2 separate regions of the Mus musculus genome follow, and region 2 is linked to region 1. The links are chromatin contacts, found by Hi-C or POLR2A ChIA-PET in ENCODE. All regions are on one chromosome and are shown on one strand. Each heading gives the region's core, a stretch centred on a gene start or an enhancer-like site at or near the end of the contact. The rest is flanking DNA. Distances are from core to core; before and after follow the strand shown.

The links. Hi-C counts contacts between places; a loop is a spot of excess contacts on that map. ChIA-PET counts read pairs that join two places held with the same protein, here RNA polymerase II (POLR2A).
Region 2: a map of heart shows a loop between it and region 1 (6-fold over the local background). The contact joins the promoter of Dusp19 here to the promoter of Nckap1 in region 1. A Hi-C loop is called at or near these places in 13 of 37 maps with a recorded cell type or tissue (T-helper 1 cell, adrenal gland, gastrocnemius and 2 more). POLR2A ChIA-PET finds 5 or more read pairs at or near these places in 4 of 5 experiments (Patski and embryonic stem cell).

Annotation. Positions count from the first base shown.
Region 1 is chr2:80,579,611-80,582,907 of GRCm38, forward strand. Nckap1 (NCK-associated protein 1) reads right to left here and starts at 1,572. Exons shown (of 31, transcript NM_016965.3): 1 at 1,248-1,572. The coding sequence starts at 1,355. It also overlaps the pseudogene Gm13688.
Region 2 is chr2:80,615,159-80,618,589 of GRCm38, forward strand. Dusp19 (dual specificity phosphatase 19) reads left to right here and starts at 2,056. Exons shown (of 4, transcript NM_024438.4): 1 at 2,056-2,448. The coding sequence starts at 2,226.

The DNA of each region.
Region 1 (3,297 bases), core at 322-2,821:
ATCAAGGGGTGGATGTCATGGTCATGGCACAAACGCAATGGGTTCTTCCTAGCTCCAAACTGTGCTGGGTGTAGAGACAATCATTAAAGCCAAGTGAGTAACCAGAACAACACAGCTATCCCATTCCCAACGTTTACTATTATTCATTTAGAGAGTGTGCTTCAGAATTGCAGTGTCAAAAGCTAACTGTATAAACTGAATAAAACAAGTTTATACTGGAATGCTTTGATTCTAAATTTTAAAAAGAATCTTCAGGATACTCACAAGCAACCTATATCCTTTTGATATGGTCAAAAGTATATTTCACGATATATAGATAGATAGATAGATACACACACACACACACACACATATATAATTTTATAAACAAGATTATTAAAGAAAAGACACAGATACACAGAACCCCGCAAGGATGGACTGGTATAAAGTGTACCAAAAGGAAACTTTTTCTCTTTACCAAATTCAGTGAGGCTTAAAATAAATGGATTTGAGGTTGTTTCCCTCTAAGGTAAATTAATGGCAATCCTTTTCCACCTTTAGATCTACTTTTCTTCACTTCGATACAGCCTTCCACTCCCTAATCTGAAGACACTCAGATTTTCAATGGGTCCACTGTCTAGTTGCTCAAATCCTCGTACTATGTTGCGAAGGAGATAGCAACGGGAGCACACTCGGTCTTTATTTTATACAGCCATTGTACTTTAAGGAATGGTGCTTTGGTGCTAATCAGATAGGGTTGGGAAAACTAAAATGAGGAGGAGTAGGGAGTAAAGGTGGTTATTCCTGTTCTAGTGACTCACAGCCTACAAGTATTTCAGACGAAAACCGGTTCCACCCTCACTTCCCCCTCCGGTCCATCTTCAAAATGAAATTATCCCAAACGTCAACACGCTGTCGTGGGGGTGAGGGGCTTGATTCAGGGAACGAAAAATCAAGTGGCCAAGTGGGGACCAGAGGGTCGATCGCCGCATTCCCACACTCGCAAGCCAAGAACCCCGGGCCCGTTCGCCGCAGCCCGGGAAGGCCGCGCGCCCTCCTTTCCTCCCCGCAAACCAGAGCGCCGCGGCGGCCATGCGCGGCCCGGCCGGTTCCCGCCGCCGGGAGCCGGGAAATGGCTCCCGCCTGCCCGCCCCGCGGCTCACTCTAGGCCGCGGCGCATCCCGGAGGCCCCGCGCGAGCAGGCCGAGCTGGCGCCCGCGGCCTTTTCCCCCGCCGCACCCCGCCCGGCCTCGCCGGCCCGTGCGCACCTTCTTGATGTTGTAGAGGCGCGTGAGCATGCCGACGCCCCGGTCGTTGAGGATGGTGAGCTTCTCCGCCAGCTTCTGCTGACTGGGCTGCAGCACGGAGCGCGACATGGTGCGGCCGCCGCCGCCGCCACCGCCGCCGGGCGCGCTACTCCCCGGCTCGCCGCCTCCCTCAGGCCCGCCCGCCTGCCCGCCCGCGACCTCCGCCTCAGCGCGGCGCGCCCATGCCGTGCGCCCACCCGCGCCGTGACACAGCAGCCGCGGCGCTCGCTTCCGCCCGCCGCCCTTCCGCCTCCACCCGCGGCGCTCTCCGCCCCAGTACACCCCCCACTCCCGGGCCGCCTTTCCCGGCTCCTCCGCTAGGTGTGGCGGCGGCGGCGGCGGCTGAGAACGAGTCGGCTTCCCGCAGCCGGGACCGGCGCTCGGTCACCTGATCGGCCGCGCCGGCGCCCCCGCGAGGCCGCCGGGAGAACTGCGGCCGGAGCCCGGGGTCCGGAGCGCCCCGCCCCGCCTCCTCCGCTCCGGGGACCCCCAAGCCGCGGTCCTGGACTTCCCCCGAAGTTGTCCCCGCTCCCCACGCCCCAGGGCCCGCACCGCCGTGGGGACGGGGACGGTGTGTTTCGGGAGACTTTGGCCCCGAGAGGAGCCTGGCGGCTCCGAGCTTGTTTTCCTCCCACGCCTTGACAGACGCTCCAGGGAGAACGCGGCAGATGTGTGCTCCGCACGGCGGGCAGCGCCTCGCCACCTCCCGGTGCTCGCTCCCGCCTCCAGCTGGCTTCGGAGGAAGGAGGTCGGAAGTAAGGGCAGCTCGAGTTCCTTAGATTATTATGAAGGGACTTATCATGGACCAGCACCCATCCGGAGGAGACACGAATAGGCTCTGGCATGTGGTAAGCAAAATAAAAAAGCAAAATAAAAAACAAAACAAATTTTGTTCCGAGTAAGAGGGTTCGCTCCCAGCCTCCACCATAAATCCCAATCGTTTCTGGAATTCTACTTTTCCACCCCATCACCAACCAAATATTGTTTGTCATCATCTCACTCCGTGTCCACTCCTCATCACACAGGGTTTCAAACTGGAACAAATTGTGTCTCCATGTGAATGACTACAATGAAAACTTGCACTCCAGGGGACTTGGGATATTTGGGGCTTTACCTAATATAGTCTAATTGTGTATCGTATTCATGAATTTAAATCAATCAACCCACCACCTTCTATAACAAGGCATTCTGAAGTTAGTAAGAAAATGGATTCACAGGCGGACAGTGGTGTTGCACACCTTTAATCCCAGCACTTGGGAGGCAGAGACAGACAGATTTCTGAGTTCGAGGCCAGCCTGGTCTACAGAGTGAGTTCCAGGACAGCCAGGACTATACAGAGAAACCAGTATTGAAAAACCAAAAAAAAAAAAAAAAAAAAAAATGGATTCACCAAAGCAACTTTGTAGTGAAATGTAACAAATTGTTTCTAAGACATTTTAAAAAGCTACTGTAGCGCCTAGTCTTCCAGAACTCTACCAGAGAGTATACAGAATTCCTTAAGGGCTGTTTAATACTCCTGGTGAAGGCTGGGCATGGTGGCACATGCCTTTCTTCTCAGCACTTGGGAGGCAGAGGTAGGCCAGGACTATACAGAGAAACTCTGTCTCTAAAGACTTCTGACACTCAGGGGGCAGAGGTGGGCAGCCAGAGGTACACAGAAAAATCCTGTCTCAAAACAAAAAAAGTTCTAGTCCTGCCAAAAACATCTTAACATTTATCTGTCGGTGTGCAGTCTACATAGAGCTACATACCTTGAATGTATATTCTTTCTCTACCTCCACCCCCCCCTCCGTTCACGTCTCTCTCTTTTCATCTCAAAGACCATCTATTTAGCTCTATTGAGCTCTATTGAGCTATTTGTTCTGTTATTGACTAATTGAGGCATTTAACTTACTTGGTTTCTTGATAAGCTGGTAGTTAGCATTTAAGTTTACCGGAGGCTGGGGGCTGAAGTCTGAGACAATTAAGAGGACACTGAGAAGGAAACGCTGCTGTGAGGGATTGGGGACAG
Region 2 (3,431 bases), core at 806-3,305, 36 kb after region 1:
CTTTCAGTGCTGCTTGAAAGACACAGACACACACAGAGATGAAACACACAGTCAGGCAACAGATAGGCACACAACGACAGTCAGAGACACAGGTACAAGTACAGATACAGATACACAGAGACAGATACAGATATACAGATACTGGGACAGATACAAGGACAGGGACAGAGTGGCAAGACAGCCTCCAGTCAGGCACAGATTCAGACTCATACAACAGACAGAGGAAGGAAGCCATAGAGGGTATGACGTACATTTCAAATCTGGACTCACTCTTGGTTCAATGGACCCTAAAGGGAAGTACCTTTATTTGTTTTTGTTTTTGTTTTTGTTTTTGTTTTTGTTTTTGTGAGACAGGGTTTCTCTGTGTATCTCTGGCTGTTCTGGAACTATAGAGATCCACCTGCCTCTGTCTTCTCACTGCAGGGATTAAAGATGTGTGCCACCACTGCCCAGCTTATTTCTCTTTTTAATGTGATGCTGATACATTATTAATTATTAATCAGCATTAATCAGAGTTAATTATTACTGTATTTAATCCATGCAGCACCCAGTTCAATTAATATTTGTTAATACAGTTACTGTAATTTTGAGGGCAGTGCAGCATTCCATAGTAAAGAAACCATGTTTCTCCAGTTGTAAACTATATATATAGTTTGTGGTAAAGTAAAATGACATAATGTCTAAAGTATTGTTATATGCCGAGTGCATATCATTAAGTATGTGAAATTTGTTAGTAGAGTGCTGGGTATATAGTTAAGTGCTCATTGTTAGATACATGGATTGATTTATAGTTAGAGCTGTTTCTGAGGAGCCTGTGGTCAACTAAATGAAGCAAACAATTTACAGTTCACTTTGGAATCCCCAGTAGATATTGTGGGCAGATAACTCCATTTGAAGGAGAAAAACTTTGGCTCATATCTCAGGTGTCCATAACAAAAACTACAAACTGTGTAGCTTAAGCAAGAAAAATTTACTTCTTGTGGTTTGGAGGCCTAGAAGTCCAAAATCAAGGTGCTGGCCTAAGCAAGGCTCCTGGTGTGTTTGTTCCTCTTCCTTGACACCCACTTCTCCCAACATCCTTCCTTAATCTTGCTTCATCTAGTACAGTTTTCATGAAGCCATTAACCTTGTCGTATGTCTTAATATAATACTAATTATTTCCCAGAGGTCCTCGCTCCAAATATTTGAACACTTGGACTCATAATTCCAACTCATTTTGAAGGGGCACAAAAATTCAGCCCATAAACTTTGTTTCGAAAGCAACAAAATGTTTGTATGCAGTGCTGAAGAATACATTTTTCTAAATCTTAACGTTATGCACTGTACTTAAATGATCTTAAAATTCCATTTTATTAAGGGTTAATAAGGAAAATTTCAGTTGAAATCTTGCAGTCCCCGTTTGCAAAAAGCAATCGTCTTTTGTAAGCAGAATCGTCATTCTATTCATCTGTTTGGTAAATGTTTATGCTTTTCCCAACTACGTATAGACTTATTACCATTTACTCTGTATAAGGCGTTGAAAAGAAGGAATACACATATATTTTAACCCTTGCTAGTCTGTAGAAACATATACTTAAAACAACTTTTTAATGTAGATTCTATTCAGTTGGAGCCTCACTAGCAGACTCAGTGGTTCTATCTAGTCAATGTTTCTTCTAGAACTAACGGCAGAGAAAAAAGTGAAGGCAGAGGAAACGAGGGGCAGCCCCTGGGGCCTTAGGCTTTTGTGAGTGAGCCACAGGAGACTCACACTGGGGTGGGAAAAGGCCGTGAGGTCAGCTGCTGTCATCTCCGTAACCAGTCTAACACTTCCAGAAAAAACGAGACATCAGCTCTCTCCAAATGAGTCTTAGCAATGAATATTCCCCCACCCCCACTCCCGCTCCCCGGGTCCAAAACTAAGCTAAGATTAAAAAACCAAGAGTGAAGGAAGACACGCCCAGATAAAAAAGCATCTGAATAGATCCGGAAGACCCCCAACTTCCGTCAGATGAGAAACGGCATCCAATCGGCGCCCGTTTCTTAGCAGCCAATCAGCTCTCACCTTACAACGGTGCTCGGGAAGCAGGCCTGGGCTGTGCTCTTCTCTGGAAGGGGTGAGGTTGTCACTGCAGGGGCCAGCTCCAGTAAGTGGCTAGTGACTGACTAGCAGTGCAGTGCCTTTTTTGTTTTGTTTTTTATTTCTTTTTTCTTGAGCTTGCTGCTTTTCCTTCTCCGCTCATGTAATGCACTCCCTGAACCAAGAAATCAAAGCATTCTCCCGGGATAATCTCAGGAAGCAGTGCACCAGGGTGACCACGCTAACTGGAAAGAAACTTATAGAAACCTGGGAAGATGCCACAGTTCATGTTGTGGAGACAGAGCCCAGCGGTGGGGGTGGTTGTGGCTATGTGCAGGACCTTACCTTGGACCTGCAAGTTGGCGTTATTAAGCCCTGGTTGCTTCTGGGTGAGTAGACTGACTCGCCACTTCCTTGTGGAGTCCTAGGCTGGGTTCCTTTGCCATCAGCTTCCCCTATGCACACTAATTCCCTATGCACAATAATATCAGCTATCCTGATGTACAGTTGAAATGTTTACTTTTTTAGGTTAGGAACAAAATAGGGACGTGTCTGCCCGCACAACCTTCTTCTGAAAACATAGTAGCACTTTGACACCTGATGATTGAGTTTTAGAAGAAATGTTCCTCTGTTTTTCTAACTTTCTTTAAAAGATAATGGGATGTTGTATTTTCTTGTATTATAGAAAAGACTATATCCTTTAAAAAAAATGCAAAAAGCAAGTGGCTCCTTGGCTGTTGAAGGGATGTTGAGGGCACACGTCCTTCCTGTGGCTGCATCTGCTCGTGGTGCCTGTCTTTGGGTGTTAAACACAGGGCTTCTGCTTCATAGCTATGAACCCGATGGTCTTATTTCTTGTGCTATGGAAATACTGAGTTCGTATACAAGCATCGCCCACAGATAACAAAAGAAACAAGCTTGTAAGAGAACTCACTTGTTACCTTGTTGATCTGGGATGGTGTTCTGTAGAAACCAGCCTGTTCCATAAGTCTGCATTGGTGTGCATTTATGAATGAGAAATTAACACTTGGACACAGAACCAGGAGTTAGACACACCCACAATATGAACTATACACAGCATATAATTGTTTTAAAGATCTTCAAATAGGGATTATCTTTATATTACAAACAGGAATTGGCATTAATATTGGTTAAGTAATTTGCACAGGCAATAGATTCAGTAAATAGCAGAGATGTCCAAGGGGATTAGGTCTAAGTCTGACTGACTCTTGCACACCATCATAGTACTATGTTGTTTAAGGCTGGACTTACATTAGGTGTTCCAATTCATTTATCCTCTCAAAACTGCAAAAACCCATCTGCTTACATTATTTTTTAGTTTGTTTATTTTGTGTGCATGTGTGCATAAGTG